Linked DNA regions of Homo sapiens: region 1 is linked to region 2. A link is a loop called in an ENCODE intact Hi-C map of the cell type or tissue named here. Cell type or tissue: dorsolateral prefrontal cortex. All regions are shown on one strand.

Region 1 (5,000 bases), 180 kb before region 2:
AGACCCCACACTGCCTGTGAGGGGGCAGGATACATCGCAGCCGGGACTGCCGGCCGACCATCTTGTCTTCCAAGGGGGGACGCCAGGCCACGCCGCAGAGCACAGCCACGACCCTGGTGCTTCCACCTCGTCCTGGACACAGTGTGGGGCTGGAGAGGATGACGCAGCCTGACCTCCGAGGCCTGGAAGGGAGGCGCTGCCTGTGCCGGGTCTTTGAGGGTGGTGCTCACAGTCCCAGGTGCAGTGAGGCCCAGCTCTGTCCCCTCCCCTTTCAGCATCCCCACTGTCCACCGCCACTCACCCCACCAGGCAGCGGACTCCAAAACGGGGCCAGCACCGGCACTAAGGGAACCCGCAGCCTGGCCGTCATGCTTGGGAGGGTCCCTGTCTGCCTGCACCAGGGCCCGTTGGTCCAATTCTCATCTAACCCCCTGGCCAGGTTCCTGCGTTCTGAATAAACAAGGACGTTTTTGAGGCCTCTGGTTCAAGGGTCACCTCCCCATTCCATGTCACGGTAGCTCAGCCCTCAAGTGACTCCCACTTTCTCCATTTACTTAAGTAACTCAGCACCTTGCTTTTCATGAGAGCTTCTCCCAGGCAGCATCAGCTTATCGGGAGAGGGGCAGTGGTGGAACTGGCCAGCACAGCCTGAGGGAGGGACGCTACAGGGTACACGGGCCATGGAAGCGGGAGGTGGGATCCTGAGCACTCCCCACTGCCAGGCAGCCACGGAGCCAAGCAGACCAACACCCCTGCCTGGGCTGTGTGTCCAGGGGTGCCCTTGGACCGGCCTCGGAACCAGACCCGAGCCTGGCGTGGGCATCTCTGTGTTCTCCACCGGCAGGGGCAGGCGGGACCCTGGGGCAGCACAGCCCACGCAGGAGGTGTGTGGGGTCGGGGTGACTCCCGGGAGTCTCCAGCCCGGCCCTCCTCCAGCAGCTGGGACCCCAGGACCGCATGGCTGAAGACGGCTCAGGAGTCACCCGTGTGTGTGGCCCCACCCAGGTCAGGAATCCTGGAACACACCCCTCCATTCAGGCTGGACACCCCTCCCTGGGTGGCAGTGGGACCCGGGGCTGGCACAGCCGGCCCTGGCCCCACGCCTGTGCTCAGCACAACCCTCCTTGTGCGCCCTGTGGGAAGCACATGTGCCCGGGGCTCCGTCTGTTGCCCTTCAGAGGCTGAGTGGAGAAACAAACCGGGGCACGTGCGGACCACGGGCGTCTCGGAACCGAAGAGAAACAAGCAGTGGAGCCTGCAGGAGGTGCAGGAGCCCACGCGCGGCCGCGGAGGGCAGGAAGCCAGTCCGCAAAGGCTGCACAATGCTTCCCACTCTAGGATGTCCGGAAGAGGCAGTACCGTGGAGACGGAGGGTCGGCGGGGCACAGAGAACTTCCAGGGCCACAAGCGACTCTGCATGAAGCTGTGATGGGGACACGTGTCGTCGTCCGTTTGTCGGAGCTCACAGAATGAGCAACACTGCGAATGGCTCTCCTGTCAGCCGGGACTTTAGTTGGCAACAGTTTATCAGTCCTGCCTATCAACTATACAAGGTCCTGGCCGATGCAAGACGCTGAGCGCAGGGAAACTGGGAGGGGGGGATAAGGGAACCTTTGTAGTCTCTGCACAGTTTTTCCGAAAATCTAAAAGTGTTCTAAAATAAGTCAATTAATAAAACGAAACAGAGCTGAAACACTGGAGCAAAGGACGCAAGTGGCTTGGGGCGGACAGAGGCAGGCTGGGTGGGCTGAGGACCTTGGACAGAGGCGGGCTGGGCGGGCTGAGGACCTCGGGGGGTCATGGTGGCAAAGATGCTGCCCAAACTGAGACCTTCAGTAAGTTAACATGGCTGATTGATTGATAACCACTGAGGAAACAGAGGATCTTCCTTATCCATTAGAGGAGGGAAAATAACAGAAAAAAACGAGAGAGAAAGATACAAAGAACAAAGAGAAAAACACAAAGATGTGGAAATACGTCCAAATATGTCAGTTGAGATATACGGGCCTGTTACTTAAAAGAGAAAGACGGCCACGCTGACCCTAAGCATGACCTTGCTCCCCGCTGTCTCAGGAGATGCGTGTCGGTGAGGACACAGGCCTTGAGGCCGGGCGCACACCTGCAGTCACGGCACTTTAGGAGGTCAGGCAGGAGGAGTGCTCGAGCCCTGGAGTTCAAAACCAGACTGGGCAACATAGCGAGACCCCCAGCTCTACAAAAAATGAAAAATAGCTCGGCGTGGTGGCACCTGTAGTCCCGGCTACTTGAGAGGCTATAAAACTAAGATAATACTATGACTTTTTTTGCCAAAAGATTTGAAAACAGATGAACAAATTCCCAGGGAAATGTTCACCACAAAAACTGCCTCAAGTCAAGAAGGAATGGAAACTCTGCGTGTCCTACGGCCCGCAAGGGTGATCAGTCACAGAGACCCTGGCGGCGCAGGTGGCCTCATGCAGGAGCACTGCCAGGTGTGAGGGACGGTCACCTCTGCTTTCCAGACTCCCGCAGAGGAAGAGGCTCAGATGTTCTGGGAATGTGAACTTGCTTCAGCATCCACAGCATTAATGTAACTCGCCACGTTACAGACGAAACAACAAGTCATCTCGTGACTGATGGAGAAACGCCACAACTCAACATCCATTCATGGCTAAAAACCCACAAAGGAGAAGTGAATAAAAGCAGCCACGAAAACAACCCACAGCCGGCATCGTGAGAGGCAGTGCGCGGGGTGGCGGGCCCTCCCTGCTGTGGGACCCCAGACCCAGGACAGCACTCGAGCCCGCCCAGCAGGGGAGAAAGGGATGGACGTAGAACCGGCAGAATCCCTAGATCACCCACAGGACGCGTCTCTGAGGGACCCGCAGACAGACGGGGAAGTACCAGTGCAGAGGTTGTCTGAGAAAGGTCAAGGTCACCAGAGTCCCACACTTAGCCACCAAGAGGAGGAAGTGTGACTTAAAAGGGCACCATTTACAACATCAACAAAAAGAAGTCACCTCAGAGCTGCAGCCTACAAACGCGCGTGGGGTCTGGCTACACAGAATCCACTGAAGCTATTCCAGGAGCCCCCAAACACACATGGGGTCTGGCTACACGGAACCGACTGAAGCTATTCCAGGAGCCCCCAGACGCGCGTGGGGTCCAGCCACATGGAATCCACTGAAGCTATTCCAGGAGCCCCCAAACACGCGTGGGGTCCGGCTACATGGAACCGACTGAAGCTATTCCAGGAGCCCTGAGCAGCTGCAGAGAGAAACGTGCGGTCCTGGCTGGGGGACGATCTGTGAGCAAGTCCGTTCTTCCCACTTAGATTCACGGCGACATCGATGCCCACAGGGAAATCACCTGATGGGCACCGGTGCCAGCCTCCAAGCAGCTAACGCGGAAAAGCCCGAGGGAGTCAGGAGCTGCTCAGGGCCCCGGCGGCCAGAGTGAGGGTCCTTGCTGGGGGGAGGGGTCAAGAACAGCACAGCCACCCTGGACACGTGCAGCTTCCAGTAAGGTGAATCACAGGCCTGCTCACGATACAGTAGCGCCCTTGAAAATACATCCACAGGATGACGAGATTGCACCTCTGCACGGCAGGCTGTGGTGAAAACCAGAAACTACCACACGTGCACAGACGGGACGGGTGAACCGACCGCAGGCACGCACCGTGAAACAGGACCCGGCCAACAACCATGGGCGCCCCCACGTGCACCAACGTGGCGTGGCACCCGTGCCTGCTGACGGAGCTTTGCCCCTCTAGGCGGCGGTGCTCTGGCAGGGGTGGGCAGGGCAGGGGAAGGGCGGGGGCAGGGGCGGGCAGGGCAGGGGAAGGGGCGTGGGACACCCAGGTACATCTGTTTTCCAGAGCACGTGGAACGCCACCTGGACCTGTGCATTTTCCTGGCTGTATGTTACACCTCCATTGAAACAATCGAGAGAGAGAACCACCTTTAAAATCCCCACCACATTTTCCTTGGGAATTGACAGTCGGAATGTAGCGTTTACAGGGAAAAGCAAAGGCTCGGGACTGGCCCAGCCCCCCTGGAGGCAGCGTGGGGGTGCTCTGTCCTTCGAGGCGCCCTCAATGCAGGGGGCTTGTGGGGCAGGGATGGCGGTGACTGTGGGCAGGACGGGGCGTTAGGGGGTACCCGGGGTTCCGGGGGCTGGGGGAGGCAGCCCCTCACCCACATGGAGGCAAATGACCCTGGCCTCTCTCAGACCCTGGTTCCCCGTGGACTGACATGAACACTTGAAAGGAAACCTCTAGAATGGAAGAATCTTAGGAGTGGATCCCAGGAATGTGGGGGTGTCCACACAGGGCCTTGGCGTGCTGACCCCGTCCCACTGCCGAGCCCAGGACATGGCCGGGCCTCTCGCAGCTGCAGGAAACGCTCTTGGGAGGAGCCAGTCCTTGGAGGAAGCCTGGGAAGGAGACCCTCAGCCTGCAGCCCGGGACAGGGCTGCAGTGGGGCCCGTGACACAAACGAAGGCTGGGGAGGACAGGCTGTCCCCAAGAAAGGGGGCCTGTAATGCCCCAGGGTCCTCCCAGAGAGCGGGGCAGCCAGAAATAGGGCGACGGGCCAGCGTCTCTGTGGACACGGGGCAGGGCGGGCGGCGCGGGCTCACCTGGAACAGGATCTGCAGCACCCCGTGGATGATGCACGCCCGCCGGCCGAGGAAGAGGAAGAAGGGCACCAGGAGCTCGATGAAGTGGTTGCTGAGCGTCTCGAAGCGATGGAACCACCAGGGTGAGTGGTGCAGGTAGTACGCCACAGGATTGGGCATCGGCTGGGTCTGCAGGGACAGGAGGGGCCGTGAGGTGCCTGGCCGATCTCGGGGGGCGGGGCTAGGGAGAGGCTTGTGGGTCCCTGGCCCCCTGACCCCGGCTCCTACTGCACACAGGATCCCCCCGGCCCGCCTGGCCCTGCACACGTGGAGCCCACCTGCCACGCTAAGAGGGGCCAAGAGACATTCAGGGAGCTTTTGAAGCAAAAGCAAAGTGTTCATTT
Region 2 (5,000 bases):
GGGACACTGTGACACAGGCTCTCAGGTCAGTGAGGACAGTGTGGGTGTCGGAGCCTGGAGGGAGGGGAGTGGCATCGGGGAGGCCCCCGCCGAGCCTGGACAGTGGGGCAGGTGGAAGGGTGTGTGCCCGGCCGTGCACTTTGGGTCTGGTGAGCGTGGCTGAGGGGCACAGCTGCTCTTGGTCGGGGCTGCAGTGAGTGCTCAGCCCACTTGGCCACAGGCTGGCCACCAGGGACTTGGCGTCTGCTACCCACAGGACTGAGGACTCCAACAGCAGTCCCAGCCCAGGCCCCGAAAAGTTGAGCAGAGAAGGGCAGGAGGCCCCCGTATCCCTGGGACCCATCCTTGGCAGGCTGGGTTGGGCTGTGGGGGACACACCTGCTCTGGGGGATGTGGGAGGGGGGCGCTTCCGGGCCTGCAGCTGTTGGCCCCGAGGACAGACGCAGCCTCCTCAGCAACAGCTGGGCCGGAGGCTCGGGAGCCAAGAGAGACCAGAGCCCAGGCCAGCCCGGCCCCCACCAGGGATCAGTTACCTCGGCTACAGATGCCAGCAGGGGGGACTTTCAGGGGGTGGGCACCAGGCTGGGGTGGGCAGCTGGGGTGGGCCGGGGCTGCAGTGCTCTCCCACCCAGCCTTGGGCACAGGACGAGCCAGCCCCCACCTCTGTCCACTCAGCACTCCGCAGGGGCTGCTGTCTTGCTGAGTGCAGGACGCTGACCCCAGGATGTCACCATCTGATGCTGCCCAGGCTCTCCCCTCAGAATACCTGCTTAGTGACCACAGCCACCCCAGCCCCTCCCACTGACCCCAGGCAGAGCAAGGGGCCCCACCTGCACCCAGCAGGTGCAGACTGGGCAGGGCAGGGTCCCAGGAGGGTGCATGCTTGGGGAGCCCCCGCACGCAGACAGTGGGGGGCCAGGGAGGAGCCACGTGCTGGGCACAAGGCAGTTTCCGCAGGCCCCTTGCTGGGTCTGTCTCAGCACGGAGGGACCGGCAGCACACAGTAGGTGCTCAGCAAATGCCGGGGGGCGGGGATAAGCGAGCACCCACGGGGGGAAGCACTGGCTGCGGTTTCGCCACCTGCCTTGGCAGCACCCCCACCTAGGCCCTGGATGGGCGGCGACCACCGCCTCTCTGCTCCTGGGGCTCTGACTCCCAGCATCCGGCAGCCGGGGACCCGGCCTCCCCCAAGGCCTGGGAGCAGCCAAGTGGCCAGGTATCAAGTGGCAAACTCAGGCCAGGGTTGGGTGACGGCTTGGAGGGCCCCTGTGGCAGCTGAGCCCCGCTCCTCCTGGTCCTGCCCACCCTCCTGGTGCTGCCCACCCTCCTGGCCTGCACACCCTCCTGGCCTGCACACCCTCCTGGCCTGCACACCCTCCTGGCCTACCCAGGCTGCCACTGGCCCGAGGGTCCCAGTGAGGATGAGCCGGAGATGGACACTGAGGGGGTTGACGGGCCTGGGGCAGGCTGGCCGGGGCAGGGGGGCTGGGCCTGTCCAGCGGCCGCCTGCCCTCAGAAGAATGACACCCTGCTTTCTCCCCTGCCCGAGGAGGTGGGGTGAGGGTCAGACCCCAGCACCCATGTCTCTGTTTTTCTTTCTCCTGAAAAGCCTACAGACTCTCATCTGAATTGCTCCAGCAGAGCCCAGGCGGGGTACCACCCCCACCCACACACACAAAGGGCTGAGACAGTGCAGCCTGGCGTGTGAGCAGCCCTGGTGTCTCCAGGCTGGGGTGCTGTCCGCCTGCCCACCTGGCCACGGTCCCCAACAGCCGGTTCAGCAAAGGACAGGCAGACCCTACGGGCCAAGGATGCGCTGGCCTGGCCGGTGCGGGGCCAGGCGGGCAGCTTGCCAGGATTTGGGGATTTTGAGCCAGCTGCTGCAGCAGGTGTGGCCGGCCCAGCCAGGCAAGTCCTGCTGCCGGGAGGGTCGCCCACCAGCTGCTGGAGGGTGTGGGGCGGCCGGGCTGGCCACTCGCCGGCAGCAAAGCCAGCAGAGAGTGGGTGGGGCTGGGGGAGGCGGGAGGGTCCCAGTCCCACCCCCAGGGTCCAGCTTCCCTGGGCCCTGCAGCCAGGCCAGGAAGGTCAGCTGGGCTGGTTCTGGGCCCTAGGTCTTAGCCTGGAAACCAGGGGTTTCAATCTTGGCATGAGAAAGCCCTCGCCACAGGGCAGGAGGAGCCCCACATAGAACCCCCAACCCCTGTCCTCGGGCCTGAGCCTGGCAGGACTGGACGCCGGACACCGGCGCTGCTGGGAGCCTTGAGAACTGCACGTGTGCCCCCCAGTGGCCAGCGCCGGCCGTGCTCCGCCTGATTCTTCAGGCCCTGATGCGGGGTCCTGGGGCTCAGGGAGCCGAGGCCCGGGGTGGGGGCTGCACGGTGGTGTGGTCCTCTCAGATTGCAGGATCAGAGGGCAGTTCTGAAAGTCTCCTTGGTCAGGGAGCTGGTTTGCAGAGCTGAAGGGGAGGAGGGGGCCAGGAGGTTGCTTGCGGCCGTGGTCCTGAAAATCAGGCCCTGCCAAGGGTCTCTGAGGGCCAGCTGGGGAGGGAAGGGCACACAGTGTGTTCAGAGCAGGACCCCAGGGCGCTCGGGCTCAGCGCTTCTGGGGACAAAGGGAGATGGAGCAGAGGGGCCTCAGGGAGGCCCGCCCCGTGGTGGTATAAGAGCCACTGCGAACACCCTGCTTTGGTGAGGCTGCGCCCCAGGTGTTAACAGCCACACCCCAGCACACCAGGTGCAAGCCACTCTCCATAGGCCCCAGCCTGTTGCAGGAACCCTAAGCTCCAGGCCGGGAAGGAATGGGCAGGGCTGCCGTAGGGACTGTGGTCTTGCAGGACGAGGGTTTGTCAGGGGTGCTCAGGGGACAGCGGGCCGGGACGTGCTGGGGCTGCTGTAGGGACTGTGGCCTTGTGGGGTGAGGGTTGGTTGGGGTGCTGGGGCTGCTTTTGGGTGGCCAGGCCCTACCTGAGAGCCCGGCCATGGGACCCAAGGTCAGAGGGTGGCCGAGCTGAGGGTTGCCTGCTTTGGGGGGGTCCCTGGCCCCAAACCCATCTACCTGGGGGGCGGCACTGAGGCAGGTCCCCAAGGGCAGAAAGGGGAGTGACCTGGTAAAGGCAGCCCTGTGTTGCCCCTCCTCTCCCGTCCATGCCACGCACACCCCAATGAAACAAGAAATTTTCCTTGACCCCTTTGTGGGCCTGGTGACAGCGGTATCTTGCTTAGCCCAGAGCTCTCAACCCCTCGAGGCAGCAGGAGCACGCAGGTGGGCGGGTGCAGGAGCTGGAGTGAACACTTCTGGGCACAGCAGGAGCAGAACTCCGTGCAGTCCTGTGGCAGTGTCTAGGGCAGTGCCTGTGACCCGTGAAGCCTCAGAGGGTGTGTGTTACAGTGCTTTTAGCTTTGCTGTCCAAGGATGTCTGGAGTGTTTAACAGCTCAGTGGACCCTCTGCCTTTTCTCGAGGGCAGAGGGTCAGTGTGACAGCTTTCTGTATCCCAAGCTCTTGTCCAGCATCCAGGAAATATCAGGTTGCATGAAGAAATTGAAGGATAGTAAATGCAAGGGATTTTATGGCCGATGGAGGGAGGGGGACCTGGAAAGGGGGGTGGAGGGGGAAGGTGATGGAAGAGGCTCTCAGAGGGAGGGAGAGCTGGAGAGGGGGTGGAGGGGGAAGGTGATGGAAGAGGCTCTCAGAGGGAGGGGGAGCTGGAGAGGGGGTGGAGGGGGAAGGTGATGGAAGAGGCTGTCAGAGGGAGGGGAGCTGGAGAGGGGGTGGAGGGGGAAGGTGATGGACGAGGCTCTCACAGGGAGCGGGAGCTGGAGAGGGGGTGGAGGGGGAAGGTGGTGGAAGAGGCTCTCAGTGGGAGGGGGAGCTGGAGAGGGGGTGGAGGGGGAAGGTGATAGTCCCCTGAAGTCCTGCCGTCTCTACCAGACTCTTCTCCAAAGTCCTGCTGTCCAGCTGTCCCTCTGAGGTCACGCTGCTCCTCTCTGATGTCAAACTGCCATCTCCGATGGCCAGCTGCTTCTCCTCTCCTTGCCTGCTCTGTTCTCTGCCAATAAGGTCAGGAGTTTTTATGGGTACAGGATGGGGGTGGGGCGAGGCAGTGGTGGTTTTGGAAAAGGCAGCATTGGAGCAGGGAAACTGGAATGCGTGTTCTCACTCAGGGCTATGCTTCCAGGCTTGAGGGTGGGGTTCCTCAGGAACCCCATCTTTTTCTACCTAGAATTTCTGTCTCCTGTCCCTATCACTGAGGGCCCGTGAGGCTGACAGTACCCATCCCCAAAGAAGGATTGGCCTGGGCAGGGCTGTCAGGAGCACCAGGGCAGGGCCTGCCAATCCAGAGGTCCCCGAGGAACAGATTCAGGCCTGGGAACGGGCCCACGGCAGGGCTTTCCTGGAAATGCCTGGCAGAGTGGGCAGGGGACGTCATTGTGACCCCGTATTGCCGGGGACACCAGGCTCAGAGGGGCTGACTGACCAGCCAAGGCCGCACAACAGAGCTGCTGGGAGCGGGTCCCTGCCAGGCCGTGGGACACAGGGACCCCGGCTCTCGCTGCCTCTGCCCCAGCCCCAGTTCAGGACCCACTGTGGCTGTCACTGAGCTCCAGCCTCAGAGCCGCCCACCAAGCCCGACCTCACGCAGGGCCCACTGTGCCCACCAGAGGGCGCCAGAAGCCGGCGGTCCCGACACCGCGGTTCAAACGCAGGGACCGTCCGGTGGGGGCTGCTGCAACCCCCCCCCCGGCGTGTCCAGGCCCCTCCTCGAGGGTCCCCAGGGTCGGGGCCTGGTCGGGGAGAGAACCAGGTGTGGTGGAGCTGGGGAGTCCGGCGCTGGGCAGTGGGCGGCCTGTGCCTGGGGACCCCGGTGTCACCCGCCAGGTGGCAGGGAGGCTGGTCCCCTCCAGGAGCCCCCACTTTCTGAGGTGGCCCTAAGCCCCTGCTGCTGTCCCTTCTGCCCCACGCCCCATCCCCCTGTTTAATTCCCCCGACAGGGTCCGGGCAG

What was found. Hi-C counts contacts between places; a loop is a spot of excess contacts. Peaks named below come from ENCODE experiments on the same cell type or tissue, not always from the same donor. Only the 100,000 strongest peaks of a DNase experiment are listed, where the experiment ranks them.
Region 1: a loop joins it to region 2, with 3 times the contacts of the local background. A loop is called at or near these places in 5 of 110 quality-filtered maps.

What each region holds. Positions count from the first base shown.
Region 1 is chr16:874,953-879,952 of GRCh38, forward strand. LMF1 (lipase maturation factor 1) reads right to left here. Exons shown (of 11, transcript NM_022773.4): 6 at 4,618-4,785. Among named protein-coding and RNA genes, the nearest start is that of LMF1-AS1, 44 kb to the right of the region's middle. In dorsolateral prefrontal cortex, no CTCF peak of the experiment used is centred here; no DNase peak of the experiment used is centred here.
Region 2 is chr16:1,052,994-1,057,993 of GRCh38, forward strand. No RefSeq gene overlaps it. Among named protein-coding and RNA genes, the nearest start is that of SSTR5, 17 kb to the right of the region's middle. RefSeq lists a silencer at 4,570-4,749. In dorsolateral prefrontal cortex, CTCF peaks have their summits at 2,291 (motif pointing left) and 4,663 (motif pointing right); DNase peaks (open chromatin) are centred at 406, 1,811, 2,268 and 4,668; H3K27ac peaks cover 1,930 bases; H3K27me3 peaks cover 869 bases.